Linked DNA regions of Homo sapiens: region 2 is linked to region 1. Evidence: read pairs that join two places in POLR2A ChIA-PET (ENCODE). Cell type or tissue: OCI-LY7. All regions are shown on one strand. Each heading gives the region's core, and the rest is flanking DNA. Links, peaks and the distances in the headings are about the cores only.

Region 1 (8,113 bases), core at 1,567-5,566:
GGCCAAGGATGAGGCTAGTGCGAGGTCGTGGGCGACTGCCATCCAAGCCCAGGTCAATACTCTGACGCCGCGGGTCAAGGATGAGCTGCAGGCACTGTTGGCAGCCACCAGCACAGCTGGGAGCCAGGACATCAAGCAGATTGGCTGGCTAACTGAGCAGGTACCTGCTGGGCCTGGGACCTATCCCTCTCTCTCTTCCGCTCCTTTGGAGCTGGCCCTGTTCCCAGTGCCCCTGGCCACCTCACCCTGCCCTGGCCCTCTGCCCTCTCTTCCCCCACCCATCCTCACTGCTGTTTTGTTCTCTGCAGCTGCCCAGTGGGGGCACAGCCCCCACCCTGGCCCTGCTAACTGAAAAGGAACTGCTCCTCTACTTGTCTCTCCCCGAGACCCGCGAGGCCCTGAGCCGGCCAGCCCGTACTGCCCCACTCATCGCCACCAGGTACCCACAGGCAGGGGCAGTATGTCTCCCCCAGAACTTGCCAGGAGATGCTCCAGCAGGGCCCCAGAAGCTGGGAACTCCAGCCCTGTCCACCCTCAGCTATTCCCCAGGTGACCTGAAGCAAGTCTCTGCCCTGTCTGGGCCTCAGTTTCCTCATCTGTAAAATGGGTGCTTGGAACAAAAGGATATAAGGTCCCCATTAGCCACTCATTCGCTGACACTTATGCCTTGTGCTGCATGGTTCAGAGGGCACAGAGCTGACCCCAACAGTTTCTGCCTCCAGAGAGAACCTTGTCTGGCTGGGGAGACAGACCCAGGAACAGCCATTACAGTGCAGGGTTTGTAGGAGCCACTTAACTCTGTTGGGGTAGTAGAGGAAGGCTTCAGGGAGGAGGTGACATTTGAGCTGGACTTTGATGGATGAGTAGAAGTTTTCTGTTTAAGAAAGGGTGAAAGAGCATCCCATGCAGAGAGAACATCATGGTCAAAAGTACAGAGGCATGAAGGGCTATAGCATGTTCATGGAGCTATGAGTTTGTGATAACCAGAATTCATGCAGGAAATGGAGAGAAGGGAGTTGGCAGGGCCTGATCTTGAAGAGCTTCTATTGCCTGATTAAGGAATGTTAGCTTTAGCTTAAGAGTTTGGTAGTGTTGAAGGGTTTAAGCTGGGGAGCGAGGTGCTCTGGTTGCTTTAAGAGAATCCCTGTGGCTGCCACGTGGAGAATGCAGCGGAGAGTGCAGGATGGAAGTGGGGAGGTGCTGCAGTCATGCAGGAGAGATGATGGTGGCTGGGGGAGGTGGAGGTGGGTGGCAGGAGCAGATGGGGAAGAAAGGCAGCATTGGCATTGGAAACCACATGGGTGTAAAATTAACAGGGCTCCGTGCTTGCCAGATGGGGCGGGTGAAGGAGGGGTCCGGAATGAACAGGAGGTTTGGAGCTTGTGTCTGGGTGAGCGTGGGACTGGGGGTGGGGGTGGAAAGGGAGGAGGCTGGAGCAAGATGCTGAGTTAAGTCCAGAGTGTGTGTGGGATGGAGAGGGAGCTTGGATAGGAAGCCTGGGGACTCGAGGGTCTGCAGCTCAGGGCTGGAAAGTCGAAGGCGGGTGTCAGCAGCAGTCTGTGGCGGGGGGAACTGAGCTATAGGAGAAAGAGTGGGTGGAGGGAGGAACAAAGAGGGATATGGGGCAGAACTTTCTGCCCCAGAGAGGGGCAGTTGGCTTACCAAGGCCACACAGCAAGTGAGAGTCAAGCTGCAGGGGTCTGAAGTCCTTGTCCCCCATGTCTCCTTACCTCAGGCTGGCTCTGGCCCGTGTGTCAGGAGCCTGCTGGCTACTAGGGATAACTAGGTCCTGGACTGTCTGCCTAATCAAGTGATTCAAGTTAGGCAACAAAAGTTTACTGAGCACCTACTGTGGGCAGGCATGGTTTTAGTTACTGGGAATACAGTGGTGAACACAAGATCAAAATTTCTAACCTAGTTGACATTCTAGTGAAAAAGACAGTCAAAAACCAACGAAAACAAATAATAAAAAGTATAATTTCTGGTACCATGATTAAAAAGTAAGGCTAGTGAGTGACAAGGGTGCTATTTTGGACTGGGAGGTCAGGGAAGGCTTCTCAGAGGAGGTGACATTTAAACTAACATCTGAAGGAAGTGAGGGAGTGAGCCGTGCAGATAATCAGGGAAGCATGTATAGGCAGAGGGAAGAGCATATGCAAAGGTGCTGAGGCAGGCATGTGCTAGGTGTGTGTGATGACACCAGTATAGCCAGAGCCAAGGGAGTGACGGGGAGGGTGGCAGGAGATGTCTCCTGCTGAGTCAATCAGTGCCCCCTGGCAAGTCCTGTCCTGTTAGGTGGTAAAGGATTTACAGGGTTTCTTCCCAGGTCACTGGCCCCTTTGCCCAGAACTATTTGCCTCCGGCCTGAGGCCTCATGCTCAGCCCTCTGCCCCCAACCCCCAGACTGGTGCACTCAGGCCCCTCCAAGGGCTCAGTGCCCTACGATGCAGAGCTCTCTTTTGCCCTGCGCACGGGCACGCGTCACGGTGTGGACACTCACCTGTTCAGCGTGGAGTCACCGCAGGAGCTGGCTGCCTGGACCCGCCAGCTTGTGGATGGCTGTCACCGGGCCGCCGAGGGTGTGCAGGAGGTGTCTACAGGTGTGCTGGGAGGATCTGGGAGTGTCCCTCTGGTAATAAGCCTCTTATCCCCAGGGGCATTCAAGCTTCCTTCTTTAGGGCACTTCAGGAGGGGATAGAAAATGGGGTTTGGAGGTCAAGGTGGGTGGATCACCTGAGGTCAGAAGTTTGAGACCAGTCTGGCAAACATGGCAAAACCCTGTCTCTACTAATAATACAAAAATTGGCCAGGTGCGGTGGCTCACGCCTGTAATCGCAGCACTTTGGGAGGCTGAGGCGGGTGGATCACTTGAGGTCAGCAGTTTGAGACCAGCCTGGCCAAAATGGTGAAACCCTGTCTCTACTAAAAATACAAAAATTAGCCGGGCATGGTGGTGGGCGCCTGTAGTCCTAGCTACTCGGGAGGCTGAGGCAGAATTGTTTGAATCTGGGAGGTGGAGGTTGTAGTGGGCCCAGATTGTGCCACTGCACTCCAGCCTGGGCGACAGAGCAAGACTGTCTCAAAAAAAAAAAATAATAATACAAAAATTAGCCGGGCATGGTACTAGGTGCCTGTAGTCCCAGCTACGCAGGAAGCTGAGGCACGAGAATCACTTGAACCCGGGAGATGGAGGTTGTGGTGAGCCGAGATTGCGCCCACTGCACTCCAGCCTGGGTAACAGAGTGAGACTGTTTCTCCAAAAAAAAAAGGAAGTTGGGTTTGGGCCCTCTGTTTTGGATGTGCAGGTGCCCTAGCAGGCAGAGACTCTTCTCCCTGGGGTTTTCTTGCCCCAGTTTTGTCAATCTGCTGGTGAGGATGTGAGAGATGGCACTTGGGGTAGGGTTGCCAGAGGAAATAAATACAGGACACCCAGCCTCATTTGAATTTCAGGTTAACAATGAATACTTTTTTCACAGAAGTATGCCCAAATTAGTCATTGTTTATCTGAAATTTAAATTTAGCCGGGTAACTCTGCAGGTCTCCAAGGGCGGTGCTTGGTAGATCTGATGATGCCTTTATCAGCAGTGAGCCTCCTGTCCATGGCACATTTTAAGCTCCCCCTTTCTACTTGTGCTGCTGGAAGTGGGACTGGAAGTGGGTGTAGGTCCTCTGAGGGTGGGGGTGATGACTCTCTGCAGGGTGGGTGTACTGGTGCCACGACAAACAGTGAGCCTCCCATCCCTGGAGGCATTCAGGCCCCACTTTGTAAGCTGCGGTGGGGGTTGGAGGTTGGGGTGTAGTCTCTGAGGTGCCAGCTGTGCCTGTACCTATGTGCCCTCCCTGCAGCCTGCACGTGGAATGGGCGTCCCTGCAGCCTGTCTGTGCACATCGACAAGGGCTTCACACTGTGGGCGGCTGAGCCAGGTGCAGCCCGAGCTGTGCTCCTGCGACAGCCCTTCGAGAAGCTGCAGATGTCTTCAGATGACGGTGCCAGTCTCCTTTTCCTGGATTTTGGAGGTGCTGAAGGCGAGATCGTGAGTGAGGGGCTGCCTCTGCACCCTGGGGAGGAGGGGGTGTGCACTCTCGGAGGCCAGGCTGGCCAGGGCCCTGACTCTTCTCTCCATCCACCCTCCAGCAGCTGGACCTGCACTCGTGTCCCAAAACCATAGTCTTCATCATCCACTCCTTCCTGTCGGCCAAAGTCACCCGCCTCGGGCTGTTGGCCTAGAAGTCGCCGGATGCACTAGCCCTGAAGAGGGGTGTCCATGACATGGCCTGAGCTGGGCCTCCACCGACTGCCTGCTCACCCCTGGGCTGAGGGAAGGGAGAGGAGAGGAACAAGGGCCTCCGAAACCCCAACCCTGAGGGAGACTGGATTGGTCTTGGGGCCCAGGACCCAGACGCAGGACAGAGTGGACTCTGCCTGTGATGGGGTGGCCTTCCTGCTGCCCCCCTCCACCAGTGCCTTTTGCAGAGAGATATTTTGTGTACACAGAAGCCATTCCGAGTCTGGGACCTGCCCCTGTGCGGATCCTGACCCCAGCCAACAGCTGAGCTGCCGGGCCTCCTCGAGGCCCCTAAGCCACCCCCAGAGGTCCCATCTGAAGCTGGAGTACCCTGGGGTCAGCAGCAAGAGAAAGAAGAGGAGATTTTCTGTTTGTTTTTCCCCTCAGCCCTGCCACCGTGGGGAGTCTGGTTTTTCTCTTCATCCTGTCTCTCTCCTCCTTACTCTTGGATAAATAAACAGCCTGTGAGCACACAGGCAGCCCGGCCCAGTGTATGTGGTCTGTGCCTTGGCCTTTGGGTCCTGGGGTGGCCCCTGCAGTCCCAAGATGGACCAGACCAAGGACTAGGGCACCTTTCCCTGGAGAAGAACAGACCTTTACTACATGGGCCAAAGACAGTGTATTGGTTATCTATTGTTGTGTGACAAATTATCCAAAATTTGCAGCTTAAAATGACAAATATTCATTATCTCTTAGGTTCTGTGGGTCAGAAATTTGAGAGGGGCTAAGCTGGGCTGTTCTTGTCTCAGGGTCGCTCATGAGGTTGCAGTCAAGTTGTCGGCTAGGGCTGCAGTCATCTGAAGGCTTGACTGGGGCTGGAGGATCCATTCCAATACTGCTCATGCACATGGCTGTGGGTAGGAGGTCTCAGTTCCTCACCATGTAGGGCTAACCCTAGAGCTGCTGCTTGAGTTTTCTCATGATATGGCAGTTGGCTTTCCCCACAGTGAGACAGAAGAGAGGGCAAGGAGGAAGCCACAAACAGTGCCTCTTATGACCCGGTCTTGGAAGCCTTACACTGTTGCTTCTGCTTTGTTCTATTCATTAGAAATGAGTCACTAAGTTCAGTCCACACTCAAAGGGAGGGGAATTAGGCTCCACCTCTTGAAGAAAGGAATGTCAAAGAATTTGTGGACCCATGTCAAAGCCATCTTAGAGAGCTTCAGGACCCTTTCCTGCAGAAGGGAGGTGGAGTGGAATGTGTTTGGTACTTCGGAAACTGCGATGTGCTGGCTGGATGTGAGTGGGCAGTGGTTATGACTCCCTACCTAAAATCACAATGACAATGGCAATGATGGAGAACTTTTTTTTTTTTGAGACGGAGTCTTGCTCTGTCACCCAGGCAGGGTCTCATCTCACTGCAACATCCACCTCCCGGTTCAAGCGATTCTCCTGCCTCAGCCTCCTGAGTAGCTGGGATTACAGGCGCCCACCACCATGCCCCACTAATGTTTTGTATTTTTAGTAGAGATAGGGTTTCACCATGTTGGCCAGGCTGGTTTTAAACTCCTGACCTCAAGTGATCCTCCTGCATCAGCTTCCCAAAGTGCTAGGACACCGTGCCAAGCCCAGAACTTTTTTTTTTTTAAACTTTTGAAAGGTTCAGTTTCTTTAATGTAGCGACAAGATAAAACAAAGATGATGTGCCTGGTGTGATGGCTCATGCCTGTAATCCCAGCACTCTGGGAGGCTGAGGTGGGCGGATCACCTGAGGTCAGGAGTTCAAGACCAGCCTGGCCAACATGGTGAAACCCTGTTGCTACTAAAAATACAAAAATTAGCCGGGCATGGTGGCACCTGCCTGTAATCCCAGCTACTCAGGAGGCTGAGGCAGGAGAATTGCTTGAACCTGGGAGGTGAAGGTTGCGGTGAGCTGAGATCGCGGCCACTGCACTCCAGCCTGGGTAACAGAGTGAGACTCGGTCTCAAAAAAACAAACAAAACAAACAACAACAACAACAAATTAGCCAGATATGGTGGTGTGCACTTGTAATCTCAGCTACTCGGGAGGCTGAGACAGGAGAATCATTTGAACCCTGGAGGTGGAGTTTGCAGCGAGCAGAGATTGCGCTACTGCACTCCGGCCTGGGCCCCAGAGCGTGACTCTGTCTCAAAAAAAAAAAAAAGAGAGACCAGGTAACTTAACTTTGAGGCAATCACTTTTAGCTTACTTACAATGGTAGCATTGTTTCTTTGTGAAAATGAAATTTTCTCAGCTTATCCACTAAATTTTCAGCAACATCCCAAACCACCAAAGACTCACTCCTTTTCCTTCTGGCCATCAGCAGTCTGGTGCCTTCACTTGGAACACCACCCTCCGCCCTATTTTTTGTTTTGGAGGTGGGGTCTCGCTTTGTTGCCCAGGCTGGAGTGCAGTTGCGGGATCCCAGCTTACTGCAGTCTCGGCCTCCCAGGCTCAAGTGATCCTCCTACCTCAGCCTCCCAAGTTGCTAAGACTATAGGACTGTGCCACCATGGCTGGCTAATTTTTTATTTTTTAATTTGTTGTAGAGATGGGGTCTTGCCATGTTACTCAGGCTGGTCTCACACTCCTGAACTCAAGCAATCCTCCTGTCTTGGCCTCAAGCAATTCTCTTGCCTCAGCCTCCTGAGCAGCTGGGATTACAGGCGCTCGCCACCATGCCCGGCTAATTTTTTTGTATTTTTAGTAGAGACGGGGGTTTCACCATGTTGGCCAGGCTGGTCTTGAACTCCTGACCTCAGGTGATCCGCCTGCCTCGGCTTCCTAAAGTGCTGGGATTACAGGTGTGAGCCACTGCGCCTGGCCATAATTTTTGCATTTTTATTAGAGATGTGGTTTCACCATGTTGGCCAGGCTGGTCTCGAACTCCTGACCTCCAGTGATCTTCCCACCTTGGCCTCCCAAAGTGCTGGGATTACAGATATGAGCCACTGTGCCTGGCCACTATATGTATATTTCTACATCTAGAATGAGATTTATCATAAGGAATTGGATCAAGTGATTATAGAGGCTGAGAAGTCCTACAATTTGCCATCTGCAAGCTGCACACCGAGGAAAGGTGGTGGTGTAAATTCCAGTTTGAATCTAAAAGACTGAGAATCAGGAGTGCCAATGGTGTTTAAGTCCCAGTCCAAGGGCAGGAGAAGACCAATGTCTCAGCTTAAGCAGTCAGGCAGACAGAGAATTCAACCTTGCTCTGTCTTCCTGTCCTATTTGGGTCCCCAAGGGGTTAGATGATGTCCATCCAGATTGTGGAGGGTAGTCTACTCTACTCAGTCCACCAAAGCTAATCTCTTCCTCAAGAAACACCCAGAAATAACGTTTAACTAGATATCTGGGCAACCTGTGGCCCAGTCAAGTTGACACAAATAATTAACCAGCACAGTGTTCTGCATTATTTCCCAGTGTTCTCCAGCAGGATTAAGACCTAGATGCCTGCAAGAAAGTTGCTTGTTAACAATGTTTATTGGCTGTCTCCCCTCCCTGTTTCACTCCCCTACTACCCTACCAGTGTTTCCTGAGATTACTTTGCAAATCAACTACCTGCACTCAAATACTTGTCTCAGTAGCCGGGCACAGTAGCTCATGCCTGTAATCCCAGCACTTTGGGAGGCCAAGGTGGGTGGATCACCGCAGGTGGGGAGTTAGAGACCAGTCTGGCCAATATGGTGAAACCCTGTTTCTACTAAAAATACAAAAATTAGCCGGGTGTGGTGGCGCTTGCCTGTAATCCCAGTTACTCAGGAGGCTGAGGCAGGAGAATCGCTTGAACCCGGGTGGTGGAGGTTGCAGTGAGCCAAGATTGGGCCACTACACTCCAGCCTGTGTAACAGAGTGAGACTTG
Region 2 (4,000 bases), core at 1-4,000, 130 kb before region 1:
ATCACTTGACCTCTGAACAAACTGCTTCTAATCACTTGACCCTTGACCTCTGGACTACATGACAACCACCTTTCAGTGCCCTCAATGCTAGATCTAGTTCCTGACTTCAATCCATCACCTAAATGCAAAATATCAGCAATGGAAGAGACATCTAATCAAAGTTTCCATGGTACTATGGGGAAAGTGAGGTGCCAGTTGACTGGTTCCAGAAACCAGATTTCCTGGCTGCCTGCAAATTACTTTCTAGCGTCCCACAGTGCATCTTAAACTTTACCTCTCAAGGAATGTTCAAATTACTTTATTAACTTATTAGAGCCAAATTCATTAAGCTAGTACCTTCTACTTGCACAACTCTAGGGTTACCTTTCACATTATATTCTATGTGAATAGCACCACTGTAGAGCACAACTCCAGAATACAATTAGAATGGTGATTCTGGAGTTATAGGCTATGCCAGTTAGGGTTCTAACAAGTACCCTAGATATCAAATTTATTAACATACTTTATATACGCAGCACTAAGGAAGCATCCAACAGTTTAGAATGATTACTACGGCTTTTACTATGGCTTTTTAACACAACGAATAAAAGTACCCTTGCATCATCTTCTGGTTTCCATTCCCTTTACTTTAAAATGCTAACTAGCCCAATAAATCATTCTCTAGTCAGCATGTTACCATATAACTTCTTAACGAAATCTGAAAAGTCTTAAGCTGTTTTTGAAAAAGCATGTTATAAGGGCTGCTTTGCATATTAATCAGGTTTATCATTTTTAGCTGAAGTTTCAGTCAATAAAGGTGGTACCATAAGATTACTATATTTTCACTGTACAGTTTCTATGTTTAGATATACAAACACCATTGTTAAAACTGCCTACAGCATTCAGTACAGTAACATGCTGTTAGCTACTATTACAGGTTTACATATATCCTAGGTGTGTAGTAGGCTATATTATGTAGGTTTGTGTAAGTACACTCTATAATGTTTGTACATCACCTAATGATGCATTTCTCAGAACATATTTCTGTTGTTAAAAGACATAAGACTATACATGTAAACCTAAAGGAAATACTGAATATTCTACCACATTCAATGTTGAAACAATGTGATTTTTAAAAAACATTTAATAAATGGTTTATAGTTACCAAACTCCCATTCTGTTTTATGAGCAACCCTCCTTGTTTGATGGCCAAAATTAAAAAGTTAATTACTGTTCTCTTAAAGCTACTTTTAATCAAACAAAAACATTTCTGCCACTTCCACTGTAGCATGTAAAATTCAACTTACTTCACTCCTAAAACCTAAATCTGACCAAAAAACAAACAGGCCAGACATGGTGGCTCACACCAATAATCCCAGCACTTGAGGAGGCCTTTGGGAAACCAGCCCAGCCAATATAGCAAGACTGCATCTCTACAATAAATAAAAATTAAAAAAAAAAATTATCCAGGCATGGTGGTACGCACCTATAGTCCCAGCTACTCAGGATGCTGAGGTGGGAGGATTGCTTGAGCCTAGGAGTTTGAGGCTGAAGTAAGCTGTGATCATGCCATTGCACTCCAGCCTGAGTGACAGACAAAGACTGTCTTCTACCAAAAAAAAAAAAAACACAAAAAACAAAAAAAACCTTACTTCGCTGTCACCCTACAAAGTATTTTGATGCACTGCTTCCAAATTAACTATACAATCAACCAATTATTTTAGGGACCTATAATACATTTATGGTAGGCATTTTGAGGAAAACAAATATTTTCCAAAGATATACTCCCAGTCCCTAAGTTTAGTAAGATATCAACTCAACAGGGATGTAAACAATGATAGGAAATGAGTAATAAAGATGGGCTTCATTGACCTCGAAACATGAGGAAGATGCAGAGGGCCTGAAAAGAGATTGGAGAACAGCATAAGCAACAGTGCAGAAATAGGATATGCAAACAAGCATTCATTCCTTCACTTGGTGCTCACACTAGTGCCAGACTAAATATTTACAGACTACCCACACTGTGTTGCAGGCACATGGCTATGATTTCTATGTTCTCTCTTTCAATTCACATGACATATTGTAAAGTTCTTGTGTTACTCTCTTCCTACAGATAAGCAAACAGGCCTAACAGTTAAAAAACTTGCCCAAGATTATACAGACACTAAGCAGCAAAATGGGAATTCAAACCAAATTTCCGAACCTCAACTCTGATGCTCTCTCCCCAACTATAATTTTAAGTGGGACCTAGGCTAGAATAAGTTGCAATGGTAAACAGAAATGCCAATTATTGACAGGAAGAAATATTTGATCCCAATGTGGAGGAATAAATAAGTTGGAACTTCATGTAATTGGTAGCTAGGAATTATGATATGGCCCTGAACAAAATGAAACCAGTGTTTTCTGAAGACAACATAGACTGAGAGAATACCTCACAGAAAGCCATTAACTAATTAAAAAAAAAAAACAAACAACAATATGATAATATCTAAGACCAAGAAGATAACAAAAGAAAATTGAAAAGGACAGAATCTCTGAAGCAGTGACAACACAGAAAATACTGATAATAAGTAAATAAGTAAAACAAGTGATAATTGGAAAGAAGTAAAATTGTCCTTATTTGCAAATGATGTACAGAAAATCCAACGGAGGCCAGGGACGGTGGCTCATGCCTGTAATCCCAGCACTTTGGGAGGCCGAGGTGGGTGGATTACCTGAGGTCAGTTCAAGACTAGCCTAGGCAACATGGTAAAACCTTGTCTCTACTAAAAATACAATTAGCCAGGCCTGGTGGCAGGCAACTGCAATCCCAGCTACTCAGGAAGCTGAGGCAGTAGAATTGCTTGAACCCAGGATGCAGAGGTTGCAGTGAGCCGAGATTGGGCCACTGCACTCCAGTCTGGGTGAGAAAGCAGGACTCCATCTCAAAAAAAAAAGGAAAAAGAAAAAAGAAAATCCAATGGAATCTCCCCAAAAAGCTATTAAAATAAGTGAATTTAGCCAAGTTGCAGGATACAAGATCAATACACAAAAATCAACTTCATGTCTATAGAGTAGCAATGACCAAATACTGAAATTCTGAAAAAATTAAAACAGTATCAAAAATTGTGAAATATTAAGAGAAAAATTTGACAAAAGACATAAAACCTGTACAGGAAAAACACAAAAATACTACTGAGAAACATTAATTAAAATAAAATCACTAATTTAATTTGTTAATTTGTATCTCTCCTAAACTGTTAAGACGTCAGCTCTTCCCCCAAACAGATTCAATGTAGTCCCAATCAAAATCCCAACGTGCTTTTTTTTTTTTTTAAGAAATTGAGAAGCTAATTCTAGAATTTATTTGGAAATGCAAAGAACCTAGATTACCTAAAACAACTTTGAAAACGAATATAGCTAGAGGACTAAAACTGCCTCACTTCAAGTTATAGTAAAACAGTGTGGTACAGGCATAAAGATAAGGTAAACATATCAATGGAACAGAGTCCAGAAACAGACCCACAGATATATAAACAACTGATTTTTGACAAAGGTACAAGGACAATCCGGTAGAGGAATGATAGTCCTTTCAACAACTGGTACTAAAACAGCTGGATATTCATATGCAAAAAACTGAACTTGGATCCTTAATATCTCATACCATGTATTAAAATATTAGATCTACATGTAAATCTAAAAACTACAGAAATTCCAGAAAAAAACATACAAGAAAATCTTTGTGAACTCGGGTTAGGCAAAGATTCCTTAGACACAACAAAAGCTATAAAAGCTAAAAAGAGCTCTCCCTCTCCCTCTCACTCTCACCACGGCCCACGGTCTCCCTCTTCCTCTCTTTCCACGGTCTCCCTCTGATGCCCAGCCGAAGCTGGACTGTACTGCTGCCATCTCGGCTCACTGCAACCTCCCTGCCTGATTCTACTGCCTCAGCCTGCCGAGTGCCTGCGATTGCAGGCGCGCGCTGCCACGCCTGACTGGTTTTCTTACTTTTTTGGTGGAGACGGGGTTTCGCTGTGTTGGC

Evidence for each region. ChIA-PET counts read pairs that join two places held together with the same protein. Peaks named below come from ENCODE experiments on the same cell type or tissue, not always from the same donor. Only the 100,000 strongest peaks of a DNase experiment are listed, where the experiment ranks them.
Region 2: POLR2A ChIA-PET joins it to region 1 with 7 read pairs; 4 of 35 experiments call an interaction of 5 or more read pairs at or near these places.

The regions. Positions count from the first base shown.
Region 1 is chr20:33,404,622-33,412,734 of GRCh38, reverse strand. SNTA1 (syntrophin alpha 1) reads left to right here. Exons shown (of 8, transcript NM_003098.3): 4 at 1-160; 5 at 309-439; 6 at 2,404-2,600; 7 at 3,847-4,034; 8 at 4,136-4,778. The coding sequence ends at 4,228. It overlaps LOC124904889 (a long non-coding RNA gene), which reads right to left. Exons shown (of 2, transcript XR_007067567.1): 2 at 1-2,682. Among named protein-coding and RNA genes, the nearest start is that of CDK5RAP1, 7.2 kb to the right of the region's middle. In OCI-LY7, for the core only: no CTCF peak of the experiment used is centred there; DNase peaks (open chromatin) are centred at 3,344 and 3,904; H3K4me3 peaks cover 2,304 bases; H3K27ac peaks cover 3,866 bases.
Region 2 is chr20:33,537,295-33,541,294 of GRCh38, reverse strand. All of the region lies in intron 1 of CBFA2T2 (CBFA2/RUNX1 partner transcriptional co-repressor 2), which reads right to left. Among named protein-coding and RNA genes, the nearest start is that of CBFA2T2, 49 kb to the right of the region's middle. In OCI-LY7, for the core only: no CTCF peak of the experiment used is centred there; a DNase peak (open chromatin) is centred at 1,949.